Regions from separate parts of the Mus musculus genome. Here region 1 is linked to region 2. The links are chromatin contacts, found by Hi-C or POLR2A ChIA-PET in ENCODE. All regions are on one chromosome and are shown on one strand. The core of a region is the stretch at or near the end of the contact, and the rest is flanking DNA. Distances in the headings are between cores, read along the strand shown.

Evidence for each region. A loop is a pair of places that touch in the nucleus more often than their neighbours do. ChIA-PET counts read pairs that join two places held with the same protein, here RNA polymerase II (POLR2A).
Region 1: POLR2A ChIA-PET joins it to region 2 with 10 read pairs in embryonic stem cell. The contact joins the promoter of Msh4 here to the enhancer-like site in region 2. A Hi-C loop is called at or near these places in 1 of 37 maps with a recorded cell type or tissue (left cerebral cortex). POLR2A ChIA-PET finds 5 or more read pairs at or near these places in 1 of 5 experiments (embryonic stem cell).

What each region holds. Positions count from the first base shown.
Region 1 is chr3:153,903,592-153,910,535 of GRCm38, forward strand. Msh4 (mutS homolog 4) reads right to left here and starts at 2,547. Exons shown (of 20, transcript NM_031870.3): 1 at 2,081-2,547. The coding sequence starts at 2,393. Rabggtb (Rab geranylgeranyl transferase, b subunit) reads right to left here. Exons shown (of 8, transcript NM_011231.2): 3 at 6,670-6,775; 4 at 5,955-6,007; 5 at 5,758-5,868; 6 at 5,199-5,324; 7 at 4,464-4,613; 8 at 3,698-4,150. The coding sequence ends at 4,010.
Region 2 is chr3:152,475,953-152,483,325 of GRCm38, forward strand. It overlaps Ak5 (adenylate kinase 5), which reads right to left. Exons shown (of 14, transcript NM_001081277.2): 11 at 5,586-5,749; 12 at 2,389-2,505. Among named protein-coding and RNA genes, the nearest start is that of 3110067G11Rik, 9.9 kb to the right of the region's middle. Within about 2 kb of position 3,284, at least 1 of the 3 ENCODE cell types and tissues checked has a DNase peak (open chromatin) inside an H3K27ac peak, as active enhancers do.

The sequences.
Region 1 (6,944 bases), core at 1,297-3,796, 1.4 Mb after region 2:
GTCATGCTACAATGTTGTGTCTTTTTTTTTTTTTTTTTCCTTTTTAATCCTCACTCTCGCACTGGAGAACCTGTTGACTGATTGTGTGGGCTTGGTCACCCGCTGACATTCATTTCCTGATGACTTTCAGGCTTTCATTTACAGCCTTCACTCATCTAACACACTACACAAGTTGAGAACATTCCAGTTGCAGCAGAGGGCAAATGTCTAGGCTTTGTGGGCCACACAGTCACTGTCAAGGGCTCAACTCTGGCAGTGAAATAGGGGTTCAGCCTAGGTAGTGTATAAATCAATGAAAACAGCTATAGTTTTTCAAAATAATTTCTATATATTGGAATTTGAATGACATATGCCAGGAAATAATCTTTTACATTTTTCTCAACCCTCAGTTCCTCACGCCTTTAATCCCAGCACCGAGGAGGCAGAGGCAGGTGGACCTCTGACTTCCGGAATACAGAATAAACTCTGCCTTGAAATAACAAAAGAAGCAACAAAACAACAACAATAGCAAAACAAGCACTGTGAGTTCGAGGCCAGCCTGGTCCACATCGCCAGTTCCAGGACAGCAAGCGTTACATACAGAGACCTTATCTCTAAGAAAAACTTAAAAGTTAAGATGTTGGAGATGCGGCTCAGCGGTTAAGAGCGCCTGCTGTACAGTCATGCAACAGAGTCCAGATCCAAGCTTGTTACCCATCTAACAATCAGGGCACAGGGCCTTCCTACCACAGAGATTGCCTGTAAAGGATAAGGCAGAGAGCAATTAGGGGAGACTCCTGATCTTCATCTGGTAGAAAACAGCACACATTCATTAAATACTCAAGATCATATACCACCCATGTCTACATAAGTGGGTCTGTCTTGTACGAGGCTCAGGTCCCTGTGCCAGGTTCCCACTTCAGAACTGTCAGACAGGCCATCCTCATGGTAAGCTTTTTTCCCTCAAGTGCTTTTTACCTAATATTTAACAGAGAAGACTTCACGATTTAACTATTTCTTCCCTCACAACATCCAGCCAACTCTTCCCTCATAAAACCCACTCAACCAACCCTGTTCTTGTAATGAACTGAACTCACCCTGAAGGACTTTTTCACCTAAGTGTACGGGTGTTTTGCCAGTATGCATGTCTGTGCACCGGAGACCAGAAGAGGGCAGCAGATGCTCTGGCAGCAGAGTTACAGACAGTGGTCAGTCTCCATGTGGGAGCTGGCAGTTGGAACACTAAGCCTCTGAAAGAGTAGCTACTTCCCTTAACGGGCGAGCCATCTATTTGATCCCAGAAGGCCTTATTTTTAACAAGGCCTTGATAAGATGTTCACTTTAACCTGTTATCATTCCATTCTAGAACCTAAAGAGTAAAACCCGTCGGCCAAAGCTCAGCTCTCCACTATTAGAAACTATTACACACAATCTCCCATATATTCACTATATATTTGAAGAAGTAGGGGACCATCACGATGACTCAACGACTAGAGAGGCATTACCCACCAAGCCTGACTCAGACCTTAGTTGGATTCCCAGAGCCCTCTTGGTGGAGGTGGAGTTTTCTCCGAAAAGTCGTCCTTTGACCTCTACATCCACCCCTTGCACACTCATATACTCATAGAGGGGAAAAAGGGAAACTTTTTTTTTTTTTTTAGGAAAAAAAGTTAAAGGCCAGCCATGGTGGTATAATTCAGTACTCAAGAGGCTAAGGCAAGAGGATTGCTAGGAGTCTCCAGCCAGGCTTTCCTGAACTTCAGGACAGAAGAGCTTCAGGACAGCCTGAGCCATAGAAAACCTGCCTTTTAAAACGAAACATGAAGTTAAGGCTTTACATGGGAATACTAGATGGGTTACCCTTCCTCTCACGTCTTAATGAGACCGTTGTGAAGAGTCAAGACTTTCTCCCCTGTGTTTTGATTGGTTTGAAATTGTGTTGCCCAGGCTGGCCTTGAAGCGTAGTCGCCAGTGTTGGGATTAAAGACACAAACCACTCCCAGCATGAGTGACTGTGGAATCCTGGCCAGACTGCTTTCTCCAGCAGGGCGCCGAGGGCAGCGCCCGCCCGGGGAGGTGACCAGGTGAGCCGGGGCCTTGCCTGGCGCGGACGCCGGCGCCGGACTGCTGCTGCTGCTGCTGCTCCTGTCGGCCATGGCGCCTTCCGTACTCGGCCTGGACGCGGAGGCCAGGGTCCTCCCGCATGGGGCATCCCTCCGCGACGGCGTCCAGCGTGGGGAACTGGAAAGCGATGCAGCCTCCTGCCTCAGCATCTCTCCGGCCTTTCTGACTCCCAAGGTTCTGCGCGCGTGGCTTCGAGCACTCCAAGGCTGGAGGCCGCACCGCTGACAAGGCGGGAGGCTAAGCGCATGCGCAGTGCTGTAATCGCGCAGGCGCAGGAACAAGCAGCACATGATGCACACAGCGCAGGCGCAGTTCAGGGGTGAGCAGCGAGTTTCTCACCTTTGCGTCCAGGGTTGTGCCGGTTTATTCTCATCACGTGATTCTGGAAGCTGTAAGCCTCTTCACTCCTTAGGTACCAGGCTCAACAATTTATAGCCCACTAACCACCTAGGTTGTCAACAGTTCATTTTGAAGGAGGGGGGCTTTCTGAGGACTGAGCCAGGGTATTGCATATTTAATACGCCCCAGTTACACCCCCAGTACACAGCATGTGCCCAATGTCTAAGAATGAAAGTCTTCGCTCAGTTGTACACATAGCATAGTACGGGACAGAGCACAACACGGGTGAGACCACATTAACAATTAAAAACAGCACTTCTCAACCGTCCTATTTCGAGTACTGCAGTTTTGCACATAGGGTAAAAACAAACTACAGTCTTGCTCGAAACCCTTGGGAAGCTCTTCAACAATCAACACATAAAACATCTTCTAGGTGACAGAACTGAGGATAAATGTTCTCCAGCAAATAGGGCATTCACACTAGTACCTGCAAACACTAGTGTGTAGTGAGTGTAGTTTGAGCAGGAAAAGCCCCTGTAGAAAACTTGAGGGAAGCAGCTTGTTTTAAGTAGGTGTGGTCTTCAAGGAACATGTCTGCAGGCCTGCCCTCCTAATTGACTAAACCTTTGAAACTCTTTAAGCAAGCCCTAAATTTCAAGAGTCGCTTTGCTGGTCACAGCATGTCTTTACAGAAATAGAACACTAAGGACATGTAGACGATATTAGTTATGTGTAGCCTCAAGGTGACAGCAATGCTTAAGCAACAATCAGGAGACATAAAACACACTTGGAGATACCTATTAAAGATGTGGAGTTCCAGTGCAATGTAGGACTCTCAAAGAGGGGAGACGTTTCCTTCCTTAAATATTAAGGGGTAGAGGTCCTTAATAGTAAGTTACCTCTCTAGTAACTGACCCAGGAGCGGCTATAGACTAGAGTCAAAATTACATTTATACCATTACTATTCACCCAACCTGCAACCCACCCAGAGTAACCACATTCAAACCCTTGAGACATTAACACCTCACAGGGCCCCCATCACGAAACAACACCTAAAGCCATTATGGAGTGGACCAATTCTTTGGGGATGACTTTCAGGATCCTGGCTAACTCAACTGCATGCCTGAGAAATCCAAGCCAACAGCAGACTAGAGTTCCCTGAAAAATGTACTGTACCCTCTGCCCCAACTATAAATAAGGTGTTCACACTTACAAAATGGTTCAGTTCTAAATAAAAAGCTATATACACAACAGCCACTGATTTTGACCTTTATTTAAATTATGAGTTTCACTCATCAGTTTTATTAACAGAAATCACTTTCCATCATTGATTGTTACACGACAATAGGACACGGGGAGGCATCAGTTAAATACCAGCTCTAAATAGGACTAACAAAAACTGGACTCAGAAGACTAAAGATCTAAATACAACATATTTATTTTACAATACTTATATAATTTATCATTAACATATGATATACAAAATATTAAGTCACGTCTAGGTTTGATAAACACTTCAAATACAGCAGTAATTCATATTGCACACTACAGCATCTCTCCCATCTGACTAGCTCACTAGCTCAGGCTGGACATTCACCCTCTGAAGCACCTCTTCTGGCATACAGAAGACAGGGCTAACAGGCTTGATCTGCTCTTCTCCCAGAAGTGACAACCCAGCAATGCCAAATAAGGTATGAAAGGGATCCACCTGTGGGAAGTTCACAAACATGGAAAAGGCTCAATTATCTATCTGTCCACAGTGAAGTGTATCTTGAATACCACTTTAAAAGTTTTCTGAAGACAAGTATTTCTAATACTAGACATAAACAATTATCACTACAAGATATTTCTATCAGCTCTAGCCTTTGTAACTAACACATTTTAAAAAAACACCCAAGGTAAACCCCCAAGACAACCTTTGGACTATTTCTTACAGGGCACTATTTTTAGTGCATTAGAAATGCCTATAACCATGAAAGTCAATCAACAATGAAAAACTGCAAAGCCAGAATTGTACTGACCATATCTCCTGGTCTGTCTGCAAATCCTCCCGTCTCTTCATCTTGACACGCTAAGATGAAACTTCGAAGCTTTTCTCTGTCAATCCAATGAAGTCTCCCGATGATCTTTAGGGAGGCCAACACCCACCATGAATAGCACACATCTGGTAACTAGAGAAGGGGAAGGGGGAGCCAGTAAGACAGCTGCCTCTACTGCACCATTGTATTCTCTCAGATTTGATGGATTCTTTTTTTTTTAATGTCTAATCCCGTGTTCCCAGACATGATTGTAGGGCAAACTGAGACTACCTCCCATTTGTCTCTCACACCACCTCAGCACTGTAGCTAGCTACACTAATAATTCCAGCACATACTAATAATTCTCTCTGCCTTTCTCACAAAGCAAGCTCCACACAGTAACTAATTATAGATCTGGAGCTCAGACTAGCAACATTTGAAGTGTTCACAATCCATTTTAATTTATTAATTGACTAGGTCCCCCTAATAGAGCTGGCTAGCTTCAAACTAAGACTTCTTGCCTGTGCCTCCCAGGCGATTAGGTTAAACTAAAAGCAGGGCCACCCCCAACCTCAGTATCGCTTTTGAGTATCTGTACATGTCCCAAGGCAGAAATGAATTCAGAGTCAATGAGACCCCAAGCTCTCTCCTTAAGGGATCTTAAAACTATACCTGAGAAACCCCTCAGTTCTAAGCACACAGCACCATGAATGCATAAAGAGCCACTATAGATAATACCTTCTCGGGTCTTCCATTGAGTCCGCCTGAGGGCAACTGCCGCTCACAAAGCCACCAACCAAGTAGGTCGGAGTTCACTTGGTGCAACTGACTAGTTATGGCCAGGAATCCTGTGCAACAATAGATCTAAAATTACAGACATAAAGTACACAGGTATAGTTTAACAGTAAATGACAGACACTACCAAAATTACTAAAGCTCCATCTTTGTTATCTCAGGTTGTATTAGTAGGTTCAATGCGACAGTGGAATGCTATACTTATGCACAATGTTCTCTGCACTGGGTAAGGTTAGTTCATCTGTACGAATAAGGTCAGGGTCATGCCTCCAATCCCAGCACGTAGCAAGCCCCGAGGACAGCCTGGACTACACACACAGTAAGCCTCGAGGTCAGTTAACAGCACAGAATGCAGACCCCACATAAACAGACAAATGCCAATAAGGAGCACTGGTGTTTACTTAGGGTGAAGTTGTGTAGACCCAGCATATACACAAAACTCAGTGAGAAGGTGTGGCCATTCACAACACAAAACCCCTATAAACTTTAATTGCAAAATTACCTGCCCAGCGTGAGATTCAGAGCCTGGTCTGCACCCAAATCCACCATCAAAGTTCATGCAGGACAAAACAAACTCAATCGCCTTTTCCACATTAATAGCATCAAGCTTGCCCTATGACGAGAAAGGAAGCAGCCTATTACAGCTACCTAGTACTCAAGTGTTTAATTCGGTCCTTTAATGCAACAGTCAAAGCTTACCAAAAGAGCCAAAGTTGCCACCGCACAAAATGAGAATCTTGTATCAATTTCTCCTAAAAGACAAAAAGAGCCAAGGCAGACATGTAAGTGCTACCAAGTCACCTAAGAACAAAACCCATTAAACTCCCCAAAGTCAAGACTGACTATGCTCACTAGGAGGCAGTCCCCCAACTTCTGAGGAAACCAGCTAGGCAAATAGAAAGCAATAGCCTAGTAGCTTGCAAGGGCCCAGAAAAGAAAGGAACCTATAAAATGGCAGGAGTATATGCCTCGCCCCCCATTCGGGCTAGTAATTTAGTAACATAATCAAAGCCCTGCTTTAAAAAAGGTTCACATCCCACAAAGCAGCTGGTCTCAGGACTGCATTTTGTTCCCCCCCAGATTATCTAAATTAATCAAAGGAAAAATTTCCATCTCCCAACTCAAGATATTTACTAATTTGACAAACGTTTAGAGACCTCCCCAGGTCTTTACCTTCAGGGAAGTTAATTATTATTGGAGATAAAACTTGAACCTACCTTATCTTTTAGTGTGGTGTGCTGACAAGCCAGCACGGGGCATGCTGGGACTTCCAGCAGGCCATTTTATTCCAGTTAGACCAACTGCTTAGTGGGACCTGAAAAGACGGAACAACTTGAAATCTTATGATTACTACCACCAAGACAAAAGATATTCTGAGTAGGAGTAGCTGACAAAAACTGCAATCTGGTCTTACCCCAAATGTCTCCAGCAAAGGAGCCATCTTCTTTCTGTAGGCTCTGAACATAGGCCACGACCTTATCTACGTTGATAACATGAACACTGTCATACAGAGTAAGAATCTGAAAGACAAGCGGGTGTCACAGGTTTGTCCTGGATCAGAGTCACCCACCAGGCCCTCTCAAGCTTACTATAAACTTCTTGTTCCCTTGATAAGGTAAGAAACAGGTAGGGCTTTAACTATCCTCTGGCTCTTCATTGAAACCAAATTTGAACTGGACTGTGCTTCAA
Region 2 (7,373 bases), core at 2,034-4,533:
TAGTGACATGGGGAGCTGAAACTATCCAGCCACCAGTTAGACACTTCCAGCTAGTGAGGACCGATGGGGCCTCAGACCACATCTGAACCCTGACTCAGGGAATTCTGATAGTAACCACTGAGCCACACTGCCCAGGTTCTGGGCAGAGGAGAAAGGCATGATGGGTCAGGAATGTTGGAGAGTTGTGTGGAAGGTGAGGGAAGCGCCTTGTGCATGCTCCTCTGCAGCAGACTGTAAGCTCACCAGCATGGAAAGACAGACAGACAGGGGCACCAAACCTTTTGACACTGTGACGTAATGTCTGTAGCAGTCCTGGGATGTGTGTGGCCAGTGGGCTGTTGGTTGGATCCCCAGGAGTGCCTCCCATGGCTTAACATGGTTTGTAACTCCATGGGCATCCATGCTGGGATCTGCCATCAGATCTAGCTTTAAAAGCTACAAAACGGGGACTTTTGGGATAGCATTGGAAATGTAATTGAAGAAAATACATAATAAAAAAAATAAAAAATAAATAAAAAAAAATAAAAGCTACAAAATGAAGTTTGAATTATGGAGAACTTCATAATGAAGAACTCGGATTATGGTTTTATTATTGCTTTTCCTTAGCGAGGGGCTGGAATAAGAGACACCTGTATTTACAATCCATTGTGTTCTTGACTGCATGGGAGACTCAGAAAACTCTACATCTCTCAGTGAACATTCTAAAAAAGACCTCTATACCCCGAACATCTAAGCTGGGGCGTGGCCTGCACTGCTGTTCCTCTGTCCTCAGCAAAGGTGGCTGTGACATCCTCTGCAGGGGTATGCATCACTCAGAAGCCAGTTACAGTCATCTGCTTGCATGTCTGCTTGTTTCTGCTATTGTTTGCACTTATACACAGATCTGTCACAAGGCTTCCCCCCTCCCCCCCATCTACCTTCTTGCACGTCCATCTTTGCTGACTGGATCATGAAGCGTTTTTTTTTTTTTTTTTGACTAATTAAGAAATATATATATTTTTAATTTTATGTAGCATGTGTATGTGTGTGCCTGTTTGCTTATATGATGAGCACCATGTACGTGTGCCTGGTGCCCACAGAGTCCAGAGGGGGAGTTGGGTACCTGGTATCTAGAGTTCCTGGAAGTTGTGAGGCACCCTGTGGGTTCTGGGAACCAAATTCAGGTCCTCTTTGAAAGCAGCTATTGTTCTTAACCACTGAGCCATCTCTCTAGACCCCTTGGCTCTAGTTAAAGTGGGGGCTAGGCAACGGAGGAACTCCTGAGGGGAGCTTGATGAAGCAAACTCAAGGGTAGATGAAACCCAAGGTTTTATCGCCTTCATCCCTGTGGCCTTGCTAGAAGGTGATGGAACTGGGTGACCCCAAAAGCTGTGTGGTTGGGGCGAGGGTACAGCAAACTTCTGCAAGCGCCTATATTAGGTATCCTGCACAGAGAGGTGCAACCGTGCACTTGCTTGGCCCTCCAAACCCCAGGAATGGCATTCCTCTTACTCTATTCACTGAAAAGGTCACTCCACTTTTTAAAAACATCAACTCAAAGAATTCAGATGAAAATACTGCAGAATAAAACAGTAGCCACGCACACCTGACTTTCTTGGAGGTTTGGTGTCAGTCTTAGTGTAACAAATATGGTCACTTGCCTAGACTTGGAGAGTTGCAGGCAAGGTATACAGTATGTACCATAGGGCCTGGCCCAAGCAGGTCACCGTCTGGCAGCTGCAGTAGTGGGTAGTTACTGGTTCTTGTGACAGCTGGTAGCCCTGAGCCACTAAGGAGGGCACAAAGTCGGGGATGGCACAGTGTTATGGAGGGTGGCAAGCATTCTGGATCCTGTCCTCGCAGCATCTCTCCCCTCTTCTGTGCCTATGTAACTCTATTCCCTGCCCAGGGGCCACTGCCCTTCTCTCTCAGGCTGTGTGGCTCTGGTGGTGTGCCGCCTGCCCCCTACTGGCTCCTGTAGGCTGGGTCTATTAGCAGAGTCCTTGTTAAAGTGAAGGAAGCAGCAGTGGGTCTTTTGTGGGGCACTCTGCCACCCCAAGGCAGACTTAGTTTTCTGCGAGGTCATTGAAATGAGAGGAGAGAAGCCTGGAGCAGGAAGAGAAATGAGCAACACAGAGAGGAACAGGCAGAGGTGGAGAGAACCAAAGAGGCACCGGCGGCTCCGCTCCCCACACCCGGCCGAGCCCGACTGCTGCTGCTTCCTCGCTAGACCGGTCATTCCTGCCCTAGTTTTGTATTTCGTCTTCGGAAAAAAAAAGAGTTTACGTTTCCGCTTTTGGTAACGCCAAGATCTGGACAGTGTTACTGGGTAAGAGGCGGCTTTGCGTGTACCCCCTAAGCTGAGTGCTGTCCTTGTGCCCCGATTGGGCACTGCTAACATCAGCTCACCCTTCGTCCAAACTCTTCCCCTTGCTTCACTTCCCGGGGGTAGCCGTCAATCAGGAAGCCCTTGGTGTTGCCCAGGCTGGCCACCATGGCCTCCTTCAGCAGCTCCAGAACGACACCCTACAGCAGAGAGAGTGGTCAGTATGGGGCCTAGCGGCACCCCCAAATCACAATAAATGTGACTCCTCAGACATTCTTCTGGGAGGGGAGGATGTGGCAAGATTAATAGCAGATCTCTTGGACTAACCTGCCTCCCCCCGCCCCCCCATGTCTGCAGTGAGTCTTTCAGTCTTTCAGGTCTTTCAGTCAGTACTGGGTTCCACCGGGAGGGTTTTCCTTTCTGGTCTGTCCTTTCTGCTGTTATCTCACTAGAAAGACTTCAGCATCTTACACCCCATGAGACATGTTCCACGTGTCTTGTTCCACACAGTAGCAGCTGATGGACCAGGCATCGTGGCAGGTTAGGAGCAAATGAAACGCTGCTGGCGGCGTTCTCCCAGTAAACATTATGCAAAACTTGACATGTGCTAACTTGAGAAAACTTTTAGACCAGAGAACTATTTTCTACCAACACGATTTTGCCTTTAAAAAGATTGATTAAACAAGTGTGCAAGGTAAGGAAAGAACAGTGCAGTGTGGGGAGGGGCCTTGGGAGGAGTGTGAGGAAAAGAGACCTCCTTCCCTAGGGGAGGGGCCTGTGGGCGGGGTGGGAGGAGACCTCCTTCTCTAGGGGAGGGGCCTGTGGGCGGGGTGGGAGGAGACCTCCTTCTCTAGGGGAGGGGCCTGTGGGCGGGGTGGGAGGAGACCTCCTTCTCTAGGGGAGGGGCCTGTGGGCGGGGTGGGAGGAGACCTCCTTCCCTAGGGGTGGGGCCTGTGGGCGGGGTGGGAGGAGACCTCCTTCTCTAGTGTTTGGCAGGAGCCTGGGGAACGCAGAAGTCGCAGGCATGGCCAGAACCCTTCCTTAAAGAATTGTGAATTAACTCTCCATCTAATTCACAGTCTAATGAGGAAGGCAGACAATGATAAACGAATATACTCTAGCTAAGGATAGCAGGCACGGCAGAGCAGGACAAAGGGCCAGAGTAGGGGGGGGGTTGCTGTTTTCTAGAGGGGAGGGGGCTCCGTTAAGTTGTGACTAGGCAGAGCTCTGTAGGAGGCAGAAAGGTCAACTAGAAATGGGCGATGGAGAGGACTCAGGCTAAAGAGCCAGCAAATGGATGGACCTGGAGGGCATCATCCTGAGTGAGGTAACCCAATCACAAAAGAACTCACACAGTATGTACTCACTGATAAGTGGATATTAGCCCAGAAACTTAGAATACCCAAGATATAAGATACAATTTGCTAAACACATGAAACTCAAGAAGAACGAAGACCAAAGTGTGGACACTTTGCCCCTTCTTAGAATTGGGAACAAAACACCCATGGAAGGAGTCACAGAGACACAGTTTGGAGCTGAGACAAAAGGATGGACCATGTAGAGACTGCCATATCCAGGGATCCACCCCATAATCAGCATCCAAACGCTGACACCATTGCATACACTAGCAAGATTTTATCGAAAGGACCCAGATATAGCTGTCTCTTGTGAGGCTATGCTGGGGCCTAGCAAACACAGAAGTAGATGCTCACAGTCAGCTATTGGATGGATCACAGGGCCCCCAATGGAGGAGCTAGAGAAAATACCCAAGGAGTTAAAGGGATCTGCAACCCTATAGGTGGAACAACAATATGAACTAACCAGTACCCCAGAGCTCATGTCTCTAGCTGCATATGTATCAGTAGATGGCCTAGTTGGCCATCAGTGGAAAGAGAGGCCCCTTGGTCTTGCAAACTTTATATGCCTCAGTATAGGGGAACGCCAGGGCCAAGAAGTGGGAGTGGGTGGGTGGGGGAGTGGGTGGGGGATCGGGTGGGGGACTTTTGGGATAGCATTGGAAATGTAAATGAAATAAATACCTAATAAAAAAACCCCATAAAACAAAAAATAAATGGGAAAAAAAAGCCATCATGGAGAGCCCAAGGCGGCAATAGCCTGACCCGAGGAAGAAGCCATAGGAGGCAGCAAGGTGAGTGCCGGATGGGCACTACTTGATAAAAATCTTTATTTTGGGGGATGGAGACAAGGCTCAGTGGCTACGAGCACTTGCTATGAGAACAGAAGAACCTGAATTCAAATTCCCAGTATCCACATTACAAAGCCGGGCACAGCAGCAAGTGTCTGCGGCCACACCCAGCACTGGGAAGCAGAGACAGGTGGGTGGGTCCCAAGAGCATCCTAACCACCCAGCTTGGGCAAAAAAAAAAAAAAAAGGGGGGGGGGGAAGCTGCAGTTCAGTGAGAGAACCTATCTCAAAAACTCAGGTGGAAGCAATAGAGGAAGGCACCTAACATCCTCCTTTGGTCCTGAAACACGCACGCACGCACGCACGCACGCACGCTCCAGCAATAATGCACCCATAATCAGCAGAGAGATGTGAATACTTGCTGCTACTTAGCTTGCTCTCTCCATCTTATACGCCGCCCATGACTGTGCTGGTTGCTTTTTGCCAACTTGACCTAAACCTAGAAGCACCTGAGAAGAGGACCTGCCTCTTCAGCTTTGGCTTCTGTTTCAGTTCTTGCCTTGAGCTCCTGCCGTGGCTTCCTCAGTAATGGACTGCAATCTAGAACCCACCTGTAAACTGCTGTTGACTCTGGTGTTTGTCATAGCAACGGAAGAGTGACTAGAACAAGAATCCCTACTCAGAGGAGGGTCCCGTCCACAGTCAAGTTGGGTCCTCTCACACCAATAAACCCAGTCAAGATAATCTCCCACAGGGGACTGTCTCCTAAGTGAGTCTGGAGCCTGTCAGGTGGACAGTCAGCACAAAGCATCACACATGCCCACTCCAACGAGGCGTCTGTTTCCTGGAGGCTTCGGATTTTAGCTTTCCATACTCTAAAGCTTTGAAGATCTTTCTCTAAAGTGAGGCTCCTTTTGGAAACACATGAACCGGGCTGACACCTAAAGGGCTGGCCAAGGAACAGCTTGGAAGTTAGATGGTTGTTGACATAGGCCACCCTGCCTCAGGACTGTAACCCAGGAGAGAAATCAAACCTCTCTCTGGATCCTGGGGGTTTCTTTGTCTCCATGATCCAGCCTGCCACCGTAGCCAGTGGCTTGGCTGCCAGGGGAGACAGGATGGGTGTCTGCTTACCGAGGGCACCAGATCTCCACGCTCCATGATGTCACGGATCAGTTTGCTTCTTTCTGACTCTGAGGTCAGTTCCTGGCGCAGGAGCTCACCAGTAGAGAGATGGGTGAAGCCATATTTTTCTGCCAGCTTCTCACACTGGGTGCCTTTGCCAGAGCCAGGGCCACCTTGGGAAGGAGACACATCAGACATGCATCTCAGGTCCACTGTCTCCTTTTGGGGGATGCAACAATTATTATTATTTTTTTCTGGTGTATATTCATTGTATAAAATAATGGGTTTCATGATAATGTTTCATATGTGTTGATCATGTGCGCTGTAGAGACTCACTCACTGACCCCCCTCACCCCTGCACCACTCACTGTCCCCTCTTACCCCTGCAATACTGAGTGAGGCTCCCAAGCCTATGCTGTGATAATCTACCTGAGGCCACACTGCTCTCCAGCTCCCAGGTGGCCAGAGCTGTCCCATCCCCACACCCCACCCCCCAAACCGTGTAGCCAAGTGCGATGCAGCCAAGTGCGGAAGCTGAGAGCAGTGGGGTTTCAGCTGTTCATCCCATTTCCCTCCCCCACCTTTTCTCTTTTAAAAACCGATAAAAATAAAATAAAATAAAATGAAAGTAGCCTTGTAAAGTGTCAAAGAAACCCACAGGGGCTTTTCCACACTGAAGGTGACCACAGAAACCCATCTACGAATGACAAGGTGGAACTCGACTTCGTTTGCTGGCTTCCGAGAACACTGTTGGGTCAGTCAGTTGGTTCCACTGAAAGCTGATGGTGGTCTGCAGATACTATACAGGGGGAGAGGAAAATTCTGGTCCCCCATGTGCAGGGGACGATGCTGAAATGCTCTAGAGAGAAGAGACGCCTGCATCCAGTCGCTGCCTGCTTCATACATCTCCATGCTTCACTGATAATTACTTTAAAGTTCATAAGATATTTATACTGGTGAGTCTATCCATGTTCGGGAATGTGGTATGATTGGTTCCACATACATGCATACAGCATGCAATCAAGCCAGAGGCCCCAGCCCCTCCATTTCCTCAAACATTCTTCTCCCATTTCCTCCCCTCTCCCAGGGCCAGCATGTCCTTTACGACAAGTGGAATAAATCAGGCACAGAAAGAAAGCCACCATGCTCATTTATATGCAGCTTACATGGAAGCAGTTATGCTAACAGAAACAGAGTGGACCAGTGTTGGCCAGAGCCCGGCAGGGACACCCCAATTCCTTCTGGAGGACTGTGGGACATTGCTCTTCCTGGTTCTCACCTTCAAATGCCAGGACCTTCCTACTCTTTTTACTCCTCAGATTTTAGGGGAAGAAGAACACCCTATGTTTATTTTATTTATCTGGTGTGTGTGTGTGTATGTGGTGTGTGTGTGTTTGGTGTGGTGTGCTGTGTGTGTGTGTGTGGTGTGTGTGTGTGGTATGGTGTTTGTGTGTGTGTGTATATGTGCTGTGTGTGTGTTTGGTGTGGTGTGCTGTGTGTGTATGTGGTGTGTATATGTTTGGTGTGGTGTGGTGTGTGTGTGGTGTGTGTGTGTGGTATGGTGTTTGTGTGTGTGTGTATATGTGGTGTGTGGTGTGGTGTGGTGTGGTGTGTGTGTGTGTGTGTGTGTGTGTGTGTGGTGTGTGTGTGTGTGTGTGTGTGTGGTGTGTGTGTGTGGTATGGTGTTTGTGTGTGTGTGTATATGTGGTGTGTGGTGTGGTGTGGTGTGTGTGTGTGTGTGTGTGTGTGGTGTGTGTGTGTGTGTGTGTGTGTGTGTGTGTGTATATGTGGTGTGTG